Regions from separate parts of the Homo sapiens genome. Here region 1 is linked to region 2. Evidence: chromatin loops called from intact Hi-C (ENCODE). Cell type or tissue: PC-3. All regions are shown on one strand. Each heading gives the region's core, and the rest is flanking DNA. Links, peaks and the distances in the headings are about the cores only. Region 1 overlaps UST (uronyl 2-sulfotransferase). Region 2 overlaps UST (uronyl 2-sulfotransferase).

Region 1 (5,381 bases), core at 259-5,258, 140 kb before region 2:
AATGTTTCCACCAGATGGATGGTGATGGGTGACTCTCATCTTTTGAGTCTAAAGGGCCGGCTGGTCTCAGAGGAAACTCCAGTCACTGCCTCCAGTTCCAGAGAGTCCTTCCTGAGGCCTCTCTCACCCTTACTCCCACACCCCCTCTTCACCCCCACAGGATGATGACAGCAGCTTCTCAGCCAGCAGCTCTTCCTTCCACCTCTCCTCCCTGTGTGCAGCCTCCAGAGGTGCCCCAGTCTGCACTTCCTTGCTCTCCTTGGAGGACTCCTATTGACAGTGCAACAGGGATAACAATGGGGCACCTGATACAAACTGTGATTTCCCTGGCCAGACTTCCAGGGCATTTGATATGCAGGGCCAGGAATCTGCATTTGAAAGAAACTCTGGTGACTCTGAGAGGATGGTCACTCTTCATGAGCTGTCTGTGTATTAGGTAATTCATCTCATGCCTTTGCTCTTCCTCTCCCTTGCCACCTCCCTCCTCACCTAGTCTCAATAGCAGGCCCAGGTTTCTGGCGGGGAGAGTTAACATACTCCAGTCCACCTGGGCTAGCGCTCACTTGGGTCCAGGAAAAGGAGACAGATAGGACCATGGGCTTCCTTCCATGCTGGCCATTCACTGCCAGCCACATCTGGCAGATGGGGTCCCTGGGACAGGGCTCAGGTGCCACATCGCATACTCTCTTCCCTGTTGGCTGGAACCCAAATGTCTCCAGGAGTGGGGTCTGTCTGGAACCTCATCCATCAGCTGGGACCTGGCACTCTAACCTAGTTCTAGTTCTTAGGCTAGATCTGCTCCCAACATTGGGAGTGGCCAGAATTCTTTTAGAAGTGGACAGACTTCCTCATGGTGCCCATGAAAGGACTTCCAAGCTGGCCTGAGTGCTCCTGGCATCCTGAAATAACCTTCCCACCCACCTTGCAGGGGCTCCTCTGTGTATCGGCACTTGCTTCACCCACATGAGGGCTTGCTCTAGAGATGAGACACTGCGCTGGAGGCCTGGACACCTCCTACTCCCTCCCTGTCAGCGAATTTTCACAGCCCTGCCTCCTTCTCCTCACTCTGCACTGCCAGGCCCACAGGCCTCTCGTCTGCTTCTGCCTGAGACATAAAACTGCTCTTTTATTTCTCTGTACATCAAGAACTAGACAACTGCTTCCTCTCTTGGATTTCAGTTTTAATTTTAGAAAGGGTGGAAGGAAGAAATTCCCAGGTGGAGTTAATTTTATCACAAAAGGTGAATTTAGAGACGATTCATATTTTACTTATCCTTTTATAAGACAGCACCTTGTCTGAAAGCCACTGAACTGAAAAAAGACTTATTGGTGTTTTTACACAGCTCCATGCTTGAAACATGGATCAGTTTTGTCCATATGGCCCATGGCTTTCAAAGACAGGATTTCTGGCTGCTTTCAATAGCAGAATCCTTAAGAGGCCATATGCAAAGTTCCCTGAATGAGGAAAAGGAGATTTGGGTGCTGGTCTCAGCTCCAAGATTAATTAGCTCCAAGATTAATTAGCTGGGTGTCCTCAGCTAAATCGTGCCATCTCTGAGCCTCAGTTTCTCTCAGCTACATAATCTCAGTCGATGAAACTGCAGATGGACGTACCTGGTACCAACTTTTTTTTTCTCTTTTTTTTTTGAGACAGAGTTTCGCTCTTGTTGCCCAGGCTGGAGTGCAATGACGCAATTTTGGCTCACTGCAGCCTCTGCCTCCTGGGTTCAAATGATTTTTCTGCCTCAGCCTCCCGAGTAGTTGGGATTACAGGCAGCCACCACCATGCCCGGCTAATTTTTTGTATTTTTAGTAGCGGCAAACTCGAACTCCTGACCTCAGGTGATCCACCTTCCTTGACCTCCCAAAGTGCTGGGATTACAGGCGTGAGCCACTGCGCCTGACAATAACCAACTTTTAAGAATAGTTTTATAATCTCAAGATCTAGAAAAGGCTGTAATTTCTTAGATACCAAAACTTACGAGTTAATACAAGGCTTTTACTCTGCATTTATCATTTAAACTTTTTCACCTTTCATGAACGGCAGAGAGAGAAAACCACCAAGGTTGGTATCAGACAAACCTCAGTTCAAATCTTGGCTGTACCTCTTGTGAGTTGTGGAGTCTTTGGCAAATGTTCACTTCTCAAAAGCTCAACTTCTTCATCTGGTAAAATGAGGACAATAATACTTGCCTCATAGACCCTTTGCTAAGATTAGAAATCATTTATACCAGTTACTTTACCTGCCACTCACCTGTTAAGATTATGCCATCTTTATTATACCTTCAGCATTTCATTCCTTTTTACTTAATCTTATATTCAAAAACACCATTCCTGGTGATTCTGATAGTTTTTTTTTTTTTTTTTTTAAATAGTGACTCTGGCTAACTCACAGAGAAAACAGAGAGGAAGAAAAATACAGAAACATGTAATGTGCTATGTCAGTCAAAACAACAATACAATTTAATGGAAACACAAACGGTATTATGCAAAATATACCACTGTGGAACTTTGGACTTCTTATAGCTCATCTTACTCTGCACATGACGCAATGTAACACGATGATATAAAAAGCTCTTTTTCAATGTGGACTTAAAATTGATTTTTGGAGCCAGTCTTCACACGCTAAAAATATGGATATTATGGAAAAGGACGGTTTCTTACGCTGGCTGTGTTAGAAGTGGGAGAGAGAAAAATGACTGTCATTCACCATTGAGGCAGTACCCAAATCCTTGACCCATAAGTGGACCACGGTAATCAGAGTACAAGTTTAATGGGTTAAATGGAATGGATGTGGTCTAAGTTAACTTTTATTGCCTCATACACTCTTCCTTGTAAAAGGCTTTTTTCCAACCTTGTAAAAAAATCTGAGCCAGAACCAGAGGAGTCAAACAAGACTTTTTAGTGAGGCTTAATGGATTGGAAAGTGGCAGATGGCCAGATACCATCATTCTCCCATTCCATGCTCATGTCTAGCATGAATCACTGATGACACACTCTAGTTGAGATGGGAAGTGTCCTTCGGAATTCTCAATACAGCCATCCAGGAAGCATCAGCATCAGGCAGAGAAGCACGTTGCTCTCCCTGTTGTAAGCACAGCTTGCGATGTTGGATATTTAATATCTGTGGCATCTACCGTAGTGGCTTTCTGGTCCTTTACACTACTTCTGAGTTTATGGCTATGTGTCTGATGGCAGGATGGCAGATAAAGAATTTCTGGATAAGTGAGACATAATGCCAACTTTACTTTAATTATTTCGTTTCTTTTTCATATGAGTTAAGTAAATCCTTAATAAACAAACTGGCTTTAAAATTATTGGGAAAATAAAAGTGGAAATGCCTTTTTGTTTGTTTGTTTTTTGAGATGAAGTCTCGCTCTGTCGCCCAGGCTGGAGTGCAGTGGCACGATCTCGGCTCGCTGTAACCTCTGCCTCCCAGGTTCAAGCAATTCTCCTGCCTCAGCCTCCTGAGTAGCTGGAACTACAGGCACATGCCACCCACACCCGGCTAGTTTTTGTATTTTTAGTAGAGACAGCGTTTTGCCATGTTAGCCAGGCTGGTCTCGAACTCCTGACCTCAGGGGATCCACCCTCCTTGGCCTCCCCCAAAAATAGAAATGTCTTTGGAATTGTCAGCATACATGCTTTTTTGGGGGTTATCTATCACCTCAAACATTTATTCTTTGTATTACAAACAATCCAATTATATACTTTTAATTATTTTAAAATGGACAATTAAATTATTTTTGACCAGAGTCACACTGTTGTGCTAGCAAATACTAGGTCTTATTAATTCTGTCCAACTATGTTTTTGTACCCCTTAATCCTCCCCACTTCTCCCCGCCACTGCCATTACCCTTTCCAGTCTCTGGCAACCAATCTTCTACTCTATCTCCATGAGTTCAATTATCTTAATTTTTAGCTCCCACAAATAAATGAGAACTTGCAAAATTTGTCTTTCTGTACCTGACTTATTTCATTTAACATAATGACCTCCAGTTCCATTCAACATGACCTCCACGTCATTGCAAATGACAGGATCTCATTCATTTTTATGGCGGCATATCTACATTTATTTTAGCGAATATCCTTAACTCATTGGGAGCGCTAGTCCAGTGGAGCTCTTAAATTCTGAAACTGAAACACTTACGGACACAAGAGACCAAACATTTTTTGAAGTCATTCATTTGGATTCCAAGAGTGTGAGTTTCCAGTTTCTATTGCATTGAACTAAAGACAAATAAATAGTCACAGTTTTTTTTTTTTTTTTTTTTTTTTGGTTGAGACGGAGTCTTGCTCTGTCTCCCAGGCTGCAGTGCAGAGGCGCGATCTCGGCTCACTGCAACCTCTGCCTCCCAGATTAAGCGATTCTCCTGCCTCAGCCTCCTGAGTAGTTGGGATTACAGGCACGTGTCACCACACCCGGCTAATTTTTGTATTTTTAGTAGAGATAGGTTTTCACCATGTTGGTCAGGCTGGTCTTGAACTCCTGACCTCGTGATCTGCCCGCCTCAGCCTCCCAAAGTGCTGAGACTACAGGCATGAGCCACTGGACCCGGCCGAAATAGTCACAGTTTTATGCTGAAATGTTCCATTATAAGATGAAGACCAATCTAGTATCCAGCTCAGTTTTCATTAGATTTTTGGTAGGCTCTTTTCAATGAACTACAGCAAAGTTTACTAAGCATTTGAGATGCCTGTGGGCAGGACCCTGTGGAAGCTGTAGTGCCTCTCCCCCAGAAATATCCCTGCACTTCTTCTGGTTAACACAGTGTCACTCAAACAAGGAACCGCGGTCTTTGAGGTTCAAGGGGTTTTGATGCTTTTCAGAGATGTGGAGCCCACAACTACAATGGTCTCACAGAGAGTCTGGAAAACACGTGGAGCCTAACCAAATAAAAATAACACATCCTGATGGAGTCAAACTGGCTAACAGACAAACTGGTTGCTTCTATTTCTATAACAAAATATTTATCATAGTTACATTCCAATTCAGTTATAGAGATTAGGGAACTTGTAGTACATGTCATTGTAAATAACTGCAGTCATTTAAAATGTTTACAAAGAATATGTAACTATAGGAAAAATGCTTATCTGAGAAAGTCGGGATAAAATTATATATATATAATATGACTACAACCCTAGTTTTTTTTTTAAAAAAACTTATATTTTAAAGATAGATGGGAAGAAAATAAATTTAAAAAAATTTAAATGATTGGATCTAAGATGGTAGAATAAAGGATTTTCCCCTTTTTCTATTTTGGTCTTAAAATCTTATTTGATGTATATGTGCTATTGAAAAAAATTCAAAAATGTTTGTCAAAGTAATATGTACATGTCAAAAAAAAAAAAGACAAAAGGTATAATGAAAGCAACTGTCT
Region 2 (5,381 bases), core at 85-5,084:
ATGAACTGTAAGATAATTATTTTGTGTTATTTTAAGCCACTACATTTATAGTAATTTGTTACAGCAGCAATAGGAAGTTAATAGTTGTGAAAATGATTTTTTATTTTTTGTCACTTCTTTCTATGAGCAAAATTTCTTGTAAGTGGTGACTCTCTGAAGACTGCTGAATGAAGCATTTCAAGTTGGAAATCCGAAGAGAGGTCATCACTCTCAATTATAAACTGATACATTTTTTATTTGGAGGTTTCCCACAACTTCAAAATTTAATATCTTCCCTAATATTTTGTATTTTGTTTTATGAATAATTACATAAAAATATGCGGTGAAAGTTTTCATCAAGCCTCATATAGACACCATCATCTCACCAGTTTACTTCAGTGTACCATCAAAATATTATCATTTTTTAAATATTCCATGATTTGAAAAGTTTTGATGTATTGCTTTACTTAACAAACATATAGAACATCAACAGATAAGAGTGTTGTCTTTGAAAGGGGGCTTTAATCCAACCAAACTGCCATTGTACTAAGCCTGATTTTCTCTCAAGCTTTGTTACGAGTCAGTACATTTCACCCGCGACATGCACGTGCATGCACACACACAGCCACATACACGATTTCAGAACAGAAAAATAACCATAGATATAGTACACCACACCCCTCAACTTACAGAGGAAATAATCAAAGCAATGAGAGGTTAAGTAATTCAGCTAAGACACACGGCTGGTTAATAGTGAAGGTTAAGAACAGCCCCAGGTGCTTGCTCACTCCACAGCATGACAACCTTACTACCTGCCATTTTTGACCCTAAGTGGTCACAATTTTCAAGCTTGCTTACCTAGCTTACTCTCCAAACCTGAATTGGAGTGAGTGGGTTTCTCTTATGTAATGAAATTCTTTCTCTAAGGACACACATATATCCTCATTGAGAGAACTTTTCTTAAAAGCTTCAAGCCTTGAAGTCAATTCCTACAAGCAATACTCCAAGTGTCCTGCATGTGGCTGTGGGGAGTTTACAGCCTACCAAGGTTACTACACTAATGTAGAAGTTCATGCTTTAGCATGTTTGTTGAAAAGAAGTAATACTTGTGAATATCAATTTCAGTAAATAACTCAAACTCATAGGAGACCAGGCCTGTGCAGCAATGTGAGTGAAATGCTAGCTGTCTGGGAAAGTATAAAGGGAGTGTGACAGGTGACGGGTAGAAATCAGAGGCAGGACAGTCACTACTGCACCCATCTAAGATTTACTGAAAATCTCTATGCTGGGCATTGTGCTGGATCCTGGGGATACAGTCTTAGTTTGGACTGCTGTAACAAATTGCCACCGACTAGGTGGCCTAAGTAGCAAACATTTATTTCTCACAGTTCTGGAGGCAGGAAGTCTAAGTTCAGGTTGCTGGCATGCTCAAGTTCCAGTGAGAGCCCTCATCCTGCCTGTGTCCTCACATGACAGAAAGAGAGGGGGACAGAGAGAGAGAAGGACAGAGAGAGAGAGGGAGAGAGGGAGAGAGAGAGAGAGAGAGAGAGAGAGAGGGAGAGAATGCTTGGCTGTCTCCTTCGTCCTTATAAGGCCCCCAATCCCATCATGGCAGCCCTACCCTCAAACCTAATCACCTCCCAAAGGCCCCACCTCCAAATATCATCACACTGGGGGTTAGGGCTTCAATATATAGATTTTAGAGGGACACAGCCATTGAGTCCATAGCACTGTCCCTCAGAAGTCTGCAGAAAAAGAGGTGACAGACATTAAACAAAGGATGATAAAATAAGTATTGATTTATGAGTGTGATGAGTCTTTCAAAGAGTAAATACAGAGTGATGTATGTGAGAAGGGAGAACAGAGGCCCTGAACTCCAGGAAGAGCAGGAAAGAGGGTGAGAGCATCCCAGGAGATGGTGGGCAGCCTGTGCTGGGCCCCAGGTCAGGAGGGAACAGGCCACTGTGAGTAACCAAGAGAAGACCGGAGTAAATGCATCCTGTAGTGGAGTCAGGCACATCTCCATGTAAAGGGAGTCTCCCCAGCTGTATCTGGAAGAAAAGAGGGACGCTGACAGCAAGAGAAGGGCAGGCGCACCTGGCCAGGGCACCATGCACCTGCAGCAGGGTGTGGCACTGGGAAGAGTGCAGGGCATCTGCATACCCAGGGGACTGCTGGATGGTGAGTCTAAGTTAAAGATGTGTTTACGACTTGAAACCAAAATCAGAAGAGGTAGTCTCATTCAAAAGGCAAATGGAAGTCCTCACAAAGATGCCAAAGGGATTGGGGCACATCTGAAATGAGCTTACATGCGTGCAGAACTTTAATGTTGTCACACATCATCTCAGCAGCCCCTCCCATCAACCCCAGGGGTCAGGAGGGCACTGAGACTCTCACCCTTCACAGGAAAGGAAGCTGAGCCCAGGTCACATGGCTGGGTAGTGTCAGAGCTGGGCTCGGACTGGGTTCAAGTCTCAGTCCAGGGTGGTATACACAGCAAGGCAATGGGTAGACTGGTTTCCTGCTGCCACTGTGTGTGTGTGTGTGTGTGTGTGTGTGTGTGTGTGTGAAACATTACCACTGTGAAGCTGGGGGAAAGCTAAACCCAGAATCCAATAGAAGTAGTCTGTGAGGACTAAGTAGGCCTTGGTGACTTTCTATGAATGAAATAATTCTTGCTGGGTTATGGGTCACGTGCATGAAGGTTGGTGTCAATGCACACATAATTTTAAATGGGTAAAATAAAATTGTGCTTCCAGCTCTGCCTCCTGTTTGATGGGTTTCTGGCCCATGGCCTGGTGTGACTGGTCATGACTGTGTCTTCCACATTCTAAATGCATCAATCCTATGTTTGACAGAGAAATGACTCATCACTTGCCAATTCTTCTCATGCTTTAGGGAAACGGGTAAGAAGGAACATTCTACCGGATGTTTCAAATAAACTGCATTAAAATGACATGCATGTGAACAAGAGACTTGAAGAGTTGCTCATAAATGCTGATGCTGATTTAGGAAGCGTGTGTGGATGAAATGCGTTTGATGCCAGCGTCGGTCTTATACAGATGTTGTGGGACAGATAGAACCATCCCATCTGGGATTATGCTTTCCTATAAACTTTCAAGTAACACAAGGAAAGGATCATAGTTTCTTCTTTATTAGGCCTTCAAATGTAAAATAAGGTTTTGAATAGAGCAGTGGAAATTATTGAAGTCATTTGGAAAGGTAATCCTCACAAAATTAACTAGCAACCTAACACATGAGCCTGATGGTGTCTATTAAAAGGGAGTAAGCTTTAATAAATTCATCACTCTCCTTTTCCTATCATCTCTCTAGTTCTATTTCACATCAGCTTTAATAGGATTTACGTGAAATTTTGTGGTTCACAGAACTATAATTTTGGAAGATAAACAAGGATTCCCAGACCTCCATATGTTACTCTATGCACAGATAAACACAACACCAAAAAACAAAACTACACCAAAGCCAAACAAATAGGTGCCTTAACATCAGAAATTCCTTTCCAAAGATAGGCTGAAGGCACAAGGGAAAGAATGCAGGGGAAGAATGTGAGTATGGCAGCCAACAGCCCAAGGTAGTGATCTACTTATTGGACGTAACCTTGGCAAGGTCTTGCAGTTTCTGAGTTTTAGTTTCCCTAGAGGTAAAGCAGGAAGAATAAAACTTACCTCATAAGGCTGGGGTGGTGTGAAACGGGGAGTGGTTAAAATCATCATTTATAAACTACCTGGCATACAAACATAAAGTGTAACTCTTACGATTATATTTAAAATAGAGCCAATTTAAGAACATGGTACATTAAGTAAAACATCTTCCAAGTAGTCACATACATAAACATCAGTCTGGTGCTGAAAGATGTAGCCCTTGTTACGCTCTTAGAATGGCCTGTCACAGTCTTCCTGCACATTTTTCAGGATTTATGATGGGGGGGTTATACCTGGGCATAAATTAATGTAATTTTCAAAACCCTGGCAGGGTTTGGGTATTCCTACACTTGTAGTATGATTCTGAAAAATAAAGTCTACCGTGGCTCATAAATACTCTTTAGTACTTAGTAGATCGGTTTCTTTTCTAGAGAAGTCTTAGTCCTACCTTTCAACAAAATGAGTTGGGAAATCCCTTCTAAAAGCCTGGCTGTTTTGAATTGCTCATAAATCTAGAAATATTCACGGTCTTTTCAAAGACGAAGTGAGTCACTCACTTTTGAATCACTGAATTTGAGGGTTGATGCAGATTACAGGGCTTGAAAGCAAAGGCCAGCACTAGCTCTGTTGGACAAAACCAGAGTTCATCTTTGCATTAAAACAAACGTCAAGTTTTCTGGTTTTCAGGGAACTAATGGAGAAAACACATTCGTGAATTCCAAATATATCCAAGCCTACTTAACATCAACTTACTTGTTGGAAAATGCTTCTTAATAAAACAATTTTTCCCCAACAGCAGAAAACATCAATTGAGTGAGTCTATCCTTACTAAAAATAAAGTCATTATCATGGTGCAAAAGGGAGCAGAAGCTCATCAGAAGACAGAGCTTTTGTCTAAGGAGTGGCCTGACATGGAGTGGGGCCTCAGATCACAGTGTCCTTTGCAGAGGAAGTGATGATGCCAGGACTGCTCATCAGTGGCAGGCTCATCAGTGATGAACAGCCTCTGACTGAGACATTAAGAAGATTACTGTGTTGGATGGAGGGAGGCACAGGATGATCTTCCAACCTTACTTCCAATTCTCAGATTCAGGGACTCCCTGAAGATCCCTTACAGCAACAAGCACAGCAAACTGCTCATCTTTTAAAAATCACCTTATTTATCATGTAGATTTCAATCCTACAAACAAGTGTGTATTAGTCTGTTCTCATGGTGCTGATAAAGACATACCTGAGACTGGATAATTTATAAAGAAAAAGAGGTTTAATAGACTCACAGTTCCACGTGGCTGGGGAGGCCTCACAATCAGGGCGGAAGGTGAAAGGCACATCTTACATGGTGGCAGATGAGAGCATGAGAGCCAAGCGAAAGGGGTTTCCCCTTATCAAACCATCAGATCTCACGAGACTTATTCACTACCACGAGAACAGTATGGGGGAAACTGCCCCCAGGATTCAATTATCTCTCACCAGCTCCATCCCACCCAATCTCAAGATGAGATTTGGATGGGGACACAGCCAAACCATATCAAAGTATGAATAATAAATATCAAGAAGAAGGATATTAATGATATCAAGAAGACATTTTAACATGGGTATGACTCTTTATAAAGAGTCGGTGCTATAGCACAGAATTTTACAAATAAAATGGCTTTCAAAAATACATACATACGTACATATATATGTGTGTGTGTGTGTGTGTGTGTGTGTGTGTGTGTGTGTGTGTATTCAACAATGCCT

What was found. Hi-C counts contacts between places; a loop is a spot of excess contacts. Peaks named below come from ENCODE experiments on the same cell type or tissue, not always from the same donor. Only the 100,000 strongest peaks of a DNase experiment are listed, where the experiment ranks them.
Region 1: it touches region 2 in a loop (9-fold over the local background); 1 of 110 quality-filtered maps calls a loop at or near these places.

The regions. Positions count from the first base shown.
Region 1 is chr6:149,009,793-149,015,173 of GRCh38, reverse strand. All of the region lies in intron 5 of UST (uronyl 2-sulfotransferase), which reads right to left. Among named protein-coding and RNA genes, the nearest start is that of UST-AS2, 20 kb to the left of the region's middle. RefSeq lists an enhancer at 1-555. In PC-3, for the core only: no CTCF peak of the experiment used is centred there; a DNase peak (open chromatin) is centred at 2,963; H3K27ac peaks cover 2,305 bases.
Region 2 is chr6:148,867,272-148,872,652 of GRCh38, reverse strand. The region is part of intron 1 of UST (uronyl 2-sulfotransferase); the gene reads right to left. Among named protein-coding and RNA genes, the nearest start is that of UST-AS1, 95 kb to the left of the region's middle. RefSeq lists a silencer at 3,426-3,720. In PC-3, for the core only: no CTCF peak of the experiment used is centred there; DNase peaks (open chromatin) are centred at 2,852 and 4,182; H3K4me3 peaks cover 307 bases; H3K27ac peaks cover 3,058 bases.